2 separate regions of the Homo sapiens genome follow, and region 1 is linked to region 2. Evidence: read pairs that join two places in POLR2A ChIA-PET (ENCODE). Cell type or tissue: Panc1. All regions are shown on one strand. Links, peaks and the distances in the headings refer to the core of each region. The heading gives the core; the rest is flanking DNA. Region 1 overlaps DNM3 (dynamin 3). Region 2 overlaps DNM3 (dynamin 3).

Region 1 (5,381 bases), core at 315-5,314, 220 kb after region 2:
ATTCTTTTATTTTACATATCCACAAACATATACATACATTATGCTTATTGTTCTACATCAAAAAAGCCAACCAAAATTACAGGTTAAATTTAAGTAGAACCATATTACTGAGAAACTTTAGCTGATCAACAACATTAATGTGAGAGATTATATTCTTTTAGGAAACATAATTAGCTGATCAAAAGCAATGTGTTCAGGCATGGGTTCTTTGGAGACTGGCGTTCTCAGGCTCCCCTGTACTGGGTGACCCCACCAGTCTGCTGCCACTTTCATTCTGTTGGAATGAAACTTCCATCCACTCAAGGCATTGTGATGTCACTGGAGGAAAGTACATAACTGATGTATTGATGTCTGCCTCTGCCCTTTTTTTCATTACCATACTATAAATACATTACTACCACTTGGTGCAAACACAAGCACTAAAATTGAATGGTGGTGTCCAATTATAAAGTCATGCCCCAGACAGTTCAGCAAATCTCTTTTACTAATTTTTATTAGATACCAACACAAGATTTCTTTTTAATTCTCACAAGAACTCACAGACTCTGGGGGTCAGAGGACTACAGTTGGAGAAATACTGCCCTACACTTCCTGGTTTAAGGCTGGGAGAAGCTGTCAAGAGTTTTCATGTCCAACCTTGGATTAAGCAGCTACCCACTGGGATGACTTAAGGGCAACCTAAGCCAAGAACCTCACCCCTACTAATTTGCTAGTGTACATGAATAATTCATTCCTTGTAAATGGAAGGACTGAACGACTCAACTTAAATTCAAATATATTACCCAGGAAGAATAATTAATAAGAGTTTATTCTGTAGCAGGCATTAATTTATTCTAATTATGCATGAAACAAAGCCTAGGGGAATGAGACATGGGATAGGTGAGTTTTGTTATCTTCGTAAGTCAGCATGTATTAAGTACCTGCTAGTATCAGAGATCGGCAGAGGTAAGCATGCAGTCCCATTCATGGTACCTGAAATCCAGTTGGTAATACAGAACAAATGGAACGAGAGGGGAAGCTTTGTTGGGATATAAGAGGGAGAAACCTAGAAACTAGGCAGCAGCAATAGCAGCTGACCCAGGCCATCTCTGTTTGAAGCTAACAGAAAAACAAAGCTGCCTGAATGGAAGACTTCAGGATAAGAAAAAAAAAAAACACCCTTTCCCACTTTACAGTTTTCTAGCCAGTCTTGAGACCCTTGCTCAGTTTTTAATGTGGAAGAACATTCTGCCACAAAAGGCAAATGATTCTCTAATTGCGGAATTTTCAATTTTCAGTTTCTTCCAGAACTTGCCTTTTTCCCCAAGTACTTTCCTTGACCTCTTCTGCACAATCCACTGTGAGTGCAAGGGGAAGAAATAAGTACCCCCTCTCAGCCTGTAGTCACATCTTCCCTCTCTCTATATGGCTATGGACGCAGTCCCAGAATTCTGGATTTCTTGCATGTCTGCCTTTAATAAGAAAGCAGAGTTTAAATAGGCTCTCACTATTGTTTCGCTGCTTCACACCCTCCTGGTTTGCTATTGTTCATGTTCAATGTGTGTTTCTCTACTAGGTACATAATTAACTTTCTATTTTTCCCTCACAGTTCAAAAGCTTACAAGTATAAAAGCTTGCTGTTGTAAATACATTGAAGAGAGAACACCATACTGTGTTTATGGGTGGGAAGATGGCTAGAAAATTTTTTCCAAGGAAAAGGAAATAAACATGTATCCGAAGTCCCTGAATACACGGTCATCTGCATGGTCTCAAATCTCCATACCCTCTCTGAGGCATGAATTATCACCTCCATACAGGGAGAAGAGAAATCGAGGAACTTACAGAAGGTTCACATAGCTAGTGTCAGAGCTCCTATGTGAACCTCTATGTTAACTCCAAACCATTTGTCATTTCCTCTTGCTGCACTACCCCTCATGGGATTCCTCTTCCATGGTCTTTGTCTCCAGAAGCTGAGGATAGATGGGGCCACCTGAGCATGCAGTGAACACAGAGAGCACTTCTGGGTTGGGCAGCTTTAATTTCTCTCTAATGATACCTTCTCAGTTCATTCTCTGGGTTCTTGGTTATCTCTCTCCCCTCCGCTTCTTCTTTTCTCCAGCCCTGTCTTTTTTTTTCTCTTTTTTTTTTTTTTTTTTTTGTAGTGGGCAGGCTAGGAGGCATGATTAGGATTGATGGAGGAGGGGAACTATTCCAGTTCATTTATTTTTTCCCTGTCCAAAGCCCAGTTTCGGCATGGAGATGTGTTGGAGCCAGTAGTGGTGCACAGACCACCAGCTGTGCTTGCAGTGATCCAGCCAAATATCATCTTAAATACAGGGCTGAGTCTCAGAAGGCACATGGAAGGGGCCCCCTTTTCCCTATTCTATCCCAGACTCCTGTACTCCTTGGAACACAGGGAGAAGGGCTCTTAACTAAAGTACAAAGGGCATGGTGCCCAGCTCTGCTTTTCAAAGAAACTATGTTCCTCTCAGAATACACCTCACAGAATCACGTTACTGTCAGTGGAGGAAAAAACCAAAACCTACAACAGTTCAACAGTCAATGCAAAGGGCTTCAGAAACCTTCATTAATTTGGTTATTTGGCTGAATGCTCAGGCCCTTTGCTTTTCTCCTTAGTGCTGCCTCTTTTTGAGTGTTTCTTTGCCTCTTTTTGAGAGAGAGGGGAACATTCAGCTTTGATTTTTGTTTGCAGCTTGGTGACAAATGATGGGGGGAAATTTAAACCATTCATCTACTGAGTTCTGGGAATTGTCAGAGGATTTTATTTGTACAGTGATTTTCTGACCTCCATTTTCTCAGAGAAGTAAAAATCATGCTGCATTTGTAAACAAGGTACTTTTATTAAGTTGAACTTTTACAAACATATGGTATATTTAGCCAAAATAACACTGTTATTTAAGGCAAGTACATCCAAAGGGCTAGCATGTAGAATTATGTTTGATTAATGTGCACTCAAAAGCTGTTACACAGTAAGCATAATTTCAGTTTGTGGAGTGTCTTAAATTTACTTTGTAATTTAATGTGAAGCCACATAAGTCAGAGTTGAAAGACATTTGTCTTTGCATTTTAATAATAGAAATCCATAGCATGTTACATGGACTTTCAAGTAAAGCAATCACTATTCTAAACTTGAAAGTTTCTTTTTTTAAAAAATATAAATTGCAATGCCTTGGAGCACAAAAAGAAATAGGAAAATTCAACCATTAAGCATTTGAAATGGGCTAATTTGAAGTGCTTGAAGCGTGTTTTGCCATGCTGAGTAAATTTTTCCCTTCCTAGTAACTGAAAAAGTATAAAACACTAAGTATCTGTACTTAGCTCACTAGTAAAGAAAATTTAACCCATGAATAGTAGTACTGCTATTATAGAGGTAGTTTGTAAAAGTTTATGAACATGCAAACCACCAGGATTTTTTTTTCTGTTCTACTATTTTCTGTTGCCTTATTTAGTTTCTTGCAAAGTTGCTCAAATGCCATCTCTCTCACTCACACCTTGAATTCTCAATTTAAAATTTTTCATGCATGGTATTTATCATATATATGTATATATACATAGATGTGTGTGTGTGTGTGTGTGTGTGTGCACGTGTGTATTTCTTGGTTAGAAGCTCTTTTTGAGCAAAAAGTCCTGGAATTTCAAAACTGCATAAACGTATGGCATACATACATATTAATAATTGATTTGTGTAAGTTTTGACTCTTATTATGTGGGAAGTATTGCAGGGTAATGCCATTGTTCTGCTTTACTGGCTATTCATTTTTGCTAAGCCATAATAATATATGTTGACTAGATATTATTATACTATTTTCAATGTTCTTAATTGTCAACCACAGAATCAACTCTAGCTAGTTTAAGTAGAAAATAATTTATTAAGAGGGATAAATCACTCTGAGAATCATTGGGAGGGCAAACTTGCAGAACTAGGCTGAGTTTCCAGGAATGGCTCACAAAACAGAATTTCCTGGGACTGCCAAGGAGCTGTTGTCTCCACCAATCTGGAGGCTGCATAATCAGGAAGCCACTGTTCCACTGTAGCCTCTGGATCCAGAGCCCCATCACCTCTGCTGTGATTCAGGCCAACAAAACAGGTGCCACACACTCTGCCGGTCTCTCATTTGACTCATTTTTTGAAACAAAGTCTGGCATGACTACATCTGATTGGCAGAAAGTATATCTCATCTGGAACTCTGGCTGTAAGAGCAAGATTGGGAAGGGTGAGAGGATTTTGAATTGCACTCAAACATTACAGGGCATTGGAAGAAGTGTTGAGATAGCCCATCTTCAGAATCCACTCCAGTTAAGAGCCTTGACTTGTCTAATCTATTAAGATTCTGTGCCATTCAGTTGCTTGAAAATTGTTGGAGGAGTGTGCAGAATACAGAATCTTCCTATAAGGTGATCAGTCAGCAGCCTGGCTTTTTCATTGAACTCATGGTGTACAGGGCATTTCCCCTGAATCTATGAGTCCCCAGAGAAGAAGAGTTCACTATCTTTCCTGGTAGGGACAGGGAAGCCCATCTGGCTGCTGGCGTTCTGGGGCAGGGCAAGAAATGGGCTGAAGGACAACATTTTAGTATGTAGACTTTCACTAAACTCTCTGGTTTTGACCCCACCCCTTGCTGTTCACCCTGCCTGGTATCTCTCAGCCTGAAACTTCTTTGGTATAATTTCTCTAGGAAAAAAGCCTCTTGTCTCCTGCTGAAGGTAAGAATGAGTTGCCGTGAGTAGAAAAGGTAGTCCTGTGCCAACAATTGTCTTGTGTACTTCTGGTTTTTTTGAAACAGGATCTCACTCTGTCATCTAGGCTGGAGTTCAGTGGCATGATCTCAGCTCACTGCAACCTCTGCCTCCTGGGCTCAAGTGATCCTCCCACCTCAGCCTCCTGAGTATCTGGAATCATAGGCGCCACCACATGTGGCTAGTTTTTTAAAAAAAATTTTGGAGAGACATGGTCTCACTATCTTGCCCAGGCTGGTCTGAAACTCTTGGGCTCAAGCGATCCTCCTGCCTTGGCTCCCCAAACAACTGGGATTACAGGCATGAGCTCCTGTACCTGGCCTGTTTTGTATGCTTCTATACATGGACTTCTGTCTGATCCCGCTGCCACAACCTCACTACCATACCCACGCATGTGGGTACCAGGTGTCTCCAAGGACAAGAAGCCAAATGAGGTGGTTTCTCCTCCATTCTTTCCCCCTGTAGGTATTTGGAGAATAACCCTTTTCTTTATGCTAGGTCAACAAATCCTCCTTTGTCTCTTCTCTCTTAGAAAGCTTTTGAAAATATTTTGTTCACTATTTTTCCTCTCCCATTTCTTTGTTATTGTGGATTAATATCTTTTTAAATTATTTTACTATTATAATATCATAGTAGGTTTGGGA
Region 2 (5,381 bases), core at 150-5,149:
GCACATAATCAGGGCTCTTTATTTTAGCTGGATCTTTAGGTTTCTAGTGAAATGCTTTCAAAGCATGATGACTTTAAAATCCTTTCTGACAGTGGTTTTTAAGATCTATCAATGTAGGTATTGAGTCTGCCAGCAGGAGTTCATTGATTATTTTAAGCTGCCTATTTGTGTAACTTAATATAGATAAGAAAATGGTCCCCTTTGCCATTTTGGTATATCACTAAGTATAGATCTAGCTTCCTTTTCAGATATAAGGGAGTAGTAAAGAAAATACTTCTATAATCAACTTTTATTTTTATTAGAGCTATAAATATATATAGCTTTCTTAAAAGAAAAAGTCAGTGCAAAAGGCTTTTAATAGAAACAATCAGTCCCTTGCCCACCCCTCCTGACTCTTGATTATTGATTTCCAGAGGCTACCACTTACAATTCTTTTAGCTATTGATTTTGATAGTTACCTCCATATTTCTATGTAATCTGTTTATATTACTATTTTTTATTTTTCTTAGTTTTAGATACTCTCTTTTGACTTCTCACTGTAGAGAAGGAGGATTTAGCTGTCTTATATCCTTCTCCTATACTTATGTATACTCACACACTCACATATGCACTTATCCTCCTACATTCTACTAAAAGAATCATATTTTGCTGAATAAATTTTTATAATCCTGAAAATGTTATTCATAGCTGAGCTATGTGGTAAATTTTGGTTATTCTTTCTTCCATGATATTGTCTTTTTTGAGGTTGATAATTATCTCTGTTTGGTTTGTTTGCATAGTTTTCTGTACATCTATCACTAACGTATTCCCAATCTCCCCTACAGAAGTCTCAATCTCTCAGTACTTTAAAAACATTCTGGATTAGGTAGTTTTATGTTTATTTTCTTGGTAGAGGAAGAAATCTCTTCAGGACTCTCTGTTCTCTCATTCCCATAGATATCAATTGCTCTCTTGGTCTCATACTGGGATCTATACCATCCTGAAAACTTCCTTCTTTTCTTGGTTGTATTCCTGCTTCCTGGATCTCATGTCTTCCTCTTTATTAGTTTGCTCCCTTGTTTTGTAGAACACGTTCTTTAACAGCGTTCTTAAAAAGGTGAAAGGGAGGTAAAATATTTTGAGATTTGCAAGTCTGGAAATATCTTTTCCTACTGTCACGTTTATTGAAAATTTAGAATTCTAGGTTAGAAATGATTTTTCCCTCAGAATTTCAAAAACATTGCTCTATTGTTTTTTAGTTTCCAGTTTGCTGCTAGGAAGACTGATGCTATAGTGATTCCCAATCCTTTCTTTGTGTCTTTTCTTTAACTTCTCTGGAAACTTTTTAGTATCTTTTATCAGTTCCCAGTATTTTGAAATATTTTACTGATATGCCATTTTGTGTGTATGTGCATGTGTGTGTGTGCTCATTTCCTGTTTGGCACTTGTTGAGTTTGTTCAATCCATAAATTCCTATCTTTTACTTATAGGACATTTTCTTGAATAGGATCTCTCCAACCCCAAACTGTTTCTGTTTGATTTTCTCTCTTTGGAATGTCAGTTATTCAAATATCGAATCTTCTGGGCCATTTCTCTAGTTTTAACAATGTGGTTTTTTTTTTTTTCCTTGTTTACTTCTTTTTTTTTTCTTTCATTTTCTGGAACAATTCCTTGAGTTTTTCTTCCAACCATTTTACTAACATTTTAATTTCTGCTCTCCTATTTTCAGTTATTGAGATTTTTTGCCTGGTGTTTCTGTTTATGGCCTTCTAATTTTGTTCCATGAATGCAATAAGTTCTCCTTTCTCTCAGAATATTAGTAAAAATGATCAAGTTGTATTCTGTATTTTACATTATCTTTTTTTCCTTCAGGTTTCATATTACAATGTTTATTTGTTTTGGTCTCTGAGAATCTTTTTGGCTTTTCCTTCTTTCTTTTCTTTTCTTTTTAAATTTTCACAAAAGTTTCTATTGTGACCAACAATAAACATTCAAAAAAGTAATAATATCCATTGATTCAATATCCTTCAGAGAATAGAAACCATGTAAAAAAACTGTTAATTTTATAAGAATAGGTAAATTTTGGTATCCATATCTGACAATGCCATTACAAGAAGGGAAATTTACAGACCGTGATCCTTTTTGAACTAAATTTATATATCCTATTCAAAAATCCAGCTATATTTTATAAGGAGGTTATATAATGACCAAATGTGGTTTATGCAATTAATTCAGTATGTACTAATTCCTGAATAAAGAGTAATAATAGTCTCAGGCTGGCAAGCTGAATAGGAACAGCTCTGGTGTGCAGCTGCCAGTGAGATCAACGCAGAAGGCAGGTGATTTCTGTAATCCAACTGAGGTACCTGGCTCGTCTCACTGGGACTGGTTAGACAGTGGGTGCAGCCCATGGAGGGCAAGCCAAAGCAGGATGGGGTGTTGCCTCACCTGGGAAGCGCATGGGGTTGGGAAACTCCCTGCCCTAGCAAAGAGAAGCTGGGAGGGACTGTGCCTAGAGGAAGGGTGCATTCCAGCTCAGATACTATGCTTTTCCCACGGTCTTCACAACCTACAGGCAAGAGATTCCCTTGGGTGCCTACACCACCAGGGCCTGGGGTTTCAAGCACAAAACTGGGTGGCTGTTTGGGCAGACACCGAGCTAGCTGCAGCAGTTTTTTTTCATACCCCAGTGGCACCTGGGACACCAGCTAGACAGAACAATTCACTCCCCTGGAAAGGGGGCTGAAGCCAGGGAGCCAGGTGGTCTAGCTCAGCGGATCTCACACCCACAGAGCTCAGCAAGCTAAGATCCACTGGCTTGAAATTCTCACTGCCAGCACAGCAGTCTGAAGTTGACCTGGGACGCTTGAGCTTTGTTTGGGGAGGGGCGTCTGCCATTACTGAGGCTGGAGTAGGTGGTTTTCCCCTCACAGTGTAAACAAAGCCACTGGGAAGTTCCAACTGGGTGGAGCCCACTGCAGCTCAGCAAAGCCGCTGTAGCCGGATTGCCTCTTTAGATTCCTCCTCTCTGGGCAGGGCATCTCTGAAAGAAAGGCAGCAGCCCCAGTCAGGGCCTTATAGATAAAACTCCTATCTTCCTAGGACAGACCACCTGGGGGAAGGGGCGGCTGTGGGTGCAGCTTCAGCAGACTTAAATGTTCCTGCCTGCCAGCTCTGAAGAGAGCAGTGGATCTCTTAGCACAGCATTCGAGCTCTGCTAAGGGACAGAATGTCTCCTTAAGTGGGTCCCTGACCACCGTGCCTCCTGACTGGGAGACACCTCCCAGCAGGGGTTGACAGACACCTCATACGGGAGAGCTCCGGCTGGCATCTTGTGGGTGCCCCTCTGGGACGAAACTTCCAGAGGAAGGAACAGACAGCAGTCTTTGCTGTTCTGCAGCCTCCGCTGGTGATACCCAGGCAAACAGGATCTGGAGTGGACCTCCAGCAAACTCCAGCAGACCTGCAGCAGAGGGGCCTGACCGTTAGAAGGAAAACTAACAAATCAGAAAAGAATAGCATCAACGTCAACAAAAAGGACATCCACACAGAAACCCCATCTGAAGATCACCAACCTCAAAGACCAAAGGTAGATAAATCTATGAAGATGAGGAGAAAGCAGTGCAAAAAGGCTGAAAATTCCAAAAACCAGAATGTCTCTTCTCCTCCAAAGGATCACAACTCCTCGTCGGAAAGGGAACAAAACTGGAAGGAGAATGAGTTTGATGAATTGACAGAAATAGGCTTCACAAGGTGGGTAATAACAAACTCCTCTGAGCTAAAGGAGGATGGTTTAACCCAATACAAGGAAGCCAAGAACCTTGAAAAAATTTTAGAGGAATTGCTAACTAGAGAAACCAGTTTAGAGAAGAACATAAATGACCTGATGGAGCTGAAAAACACAGCACGAGAACTTCGTGAAGCATACACAAGTATCAATAGCCAAATCAATCAAGCGGAAGAAAGGATATCAGAGATTGAAGATCATCTTAATGAAATAAAGCATGAAGACAAAATTAGAGAAAAAAGAATGCAAAGGAATGAACAAAGCCTCCAAGAAATATGGGGCTATGTGAAAAGACCAAGCCTGCATGTGATTGTGTACCTGAAAGTGATGGGAAGAATGGAACCAAGTTGGAAAACACTTTTCAGGATATTATCCAGGAGAACTTCCCCAACCTAGCAAGACAGGCCAACAGTCAAATTCAGGAAATATAGAAAACACCAGAAAGATACTCCTTGAGAAGAGCAACCCCAAGACACATAACCGTCAGACTCACCAAAGTTGAAATGAAGGAAAAAATGTTAAGGGTAGCCAGAGAGAAAGATCGGGTTACACAGAAAAGAGGCCCATCAGACTAACAGCAGATCTCTCTACAGAAACCCTACAAGCCAGAAGAGAGTGGGGGCCAATATTCAACATGCTTTTTTTTTTTTTGAGACAGAATCTTGGTTTGTTACCCAGGCTGGAGTGCAGTGGTGCAATGTTGGCTCACTGCAAGCTCCGCCTCCGGGTTCATGCCATTCTCCTGCCTCAGCCTCCCAAGTAGCTGGGACTACAGGCACCTGCTACCACGCCTGGCTAATTTTTTGTATTTTTAGTAGAGACAGGGTTTCACCATGTTAGCCAGGATGGTCTCGATCTCCTGACCTCGTGATCCACCCACCTCAGCCTCCCAAAGTGCTGGGATTACAGGTGTGATCAACATTCTTAAAGAAAAGAATTTTCAACCCAGAAATTCATATCCAGCCAAACTAAGCTTCATAATTGAAGGAGAAATAAAATCCTTTACAGACAAGCAAATGCTGAGAGATTTTGTCATCACCAGGACTGCCTTACTCTTAAGAGCTCCTGAAGGGAGCACTAAATATGGAAAGGAACAACTGATACCAGCCACTGCAAAAACATACCAAATTGTAAAGACTATTGACACTATGAAGAAACTGCATCAAATTACAGGCAAAATAGCCAGCTAGCATCATAATGACAGGATCAAATTCACACATAACAATATTAACCTTAAATGTAATAAAAGGGTTAAATCACCCAATTAAAAAACACAGACTGGGCTGGGCACAGTAGCTCACACCTGTAATCCCAGCACTTTAGGATGCCGAGGTGGGTGGATCACGAGGTCAGGAGTTCGAGACCAGCCTGGCCAAGATGGTGAAACCCTGTTACTAAAAAATACAAAAATTAGCTGGGCGTGGTGGCATGCGCACATAGTCCCAGCTACTCAGGAGGCTCAGGCAGGAGAATCGCTGGAACCCGGGAGGCAGAGGTGGCAGTGAGCTGAGATTGTGCCACTGCACTACAGCCTGGGTGACAGAGCAAGACTCTGTCTCAAGAAACACACACACACACACACACACACACACACACAGAGAGAGAGAAATTGGAT

What was found. ChIA-PET counts read pairs that join two places held together with the same protein. Peaks named below come from ENCODE experiments on the same cell type or tissue, not always from the same donor. Only the 100,000 strongest peaks of a DNase experiment are listed, where the experiment ranks them.
Region 1: POLR2A ChIA-PET joins it to region 2 with 5 read pairs; 2 of 35 experiments call an interaction of 5 or more read pairs at or near these places.

Annotation. Positions count from the first base shown.
Region 1 is chr1:172,237,684-172,243,064 of GRCh38, forward strand. All of the region lies in intron 14 of DNM3 (dynamin 3), which reads left to right. Among named protein-coding and RNA genes, the nearest start is that of DNM3OS, 96 kb to the left of the region's middle. In Panc1, for the core only: no CTCF peak of the experiment used is centred there; no DNase peak of the experiment used is centred there; H3K27ac peaks cover 4,074 bases.
Region 2 is chr1:172,022,256-172,027,636 of GRCh38, forward strand. The region is part of intron 4 of DNM3 (dynamin 3); the gene reads left to right. Among named protein-coding and RNA genes, the nearest start is that of MIR3120, 110 kb to the right of the region's middle. In Panc1, for the core only: no CTCF peak of the experiment used is centred there; no DNase peak of the experiment used is centred there; H3K27ac peaks cover 545 bases.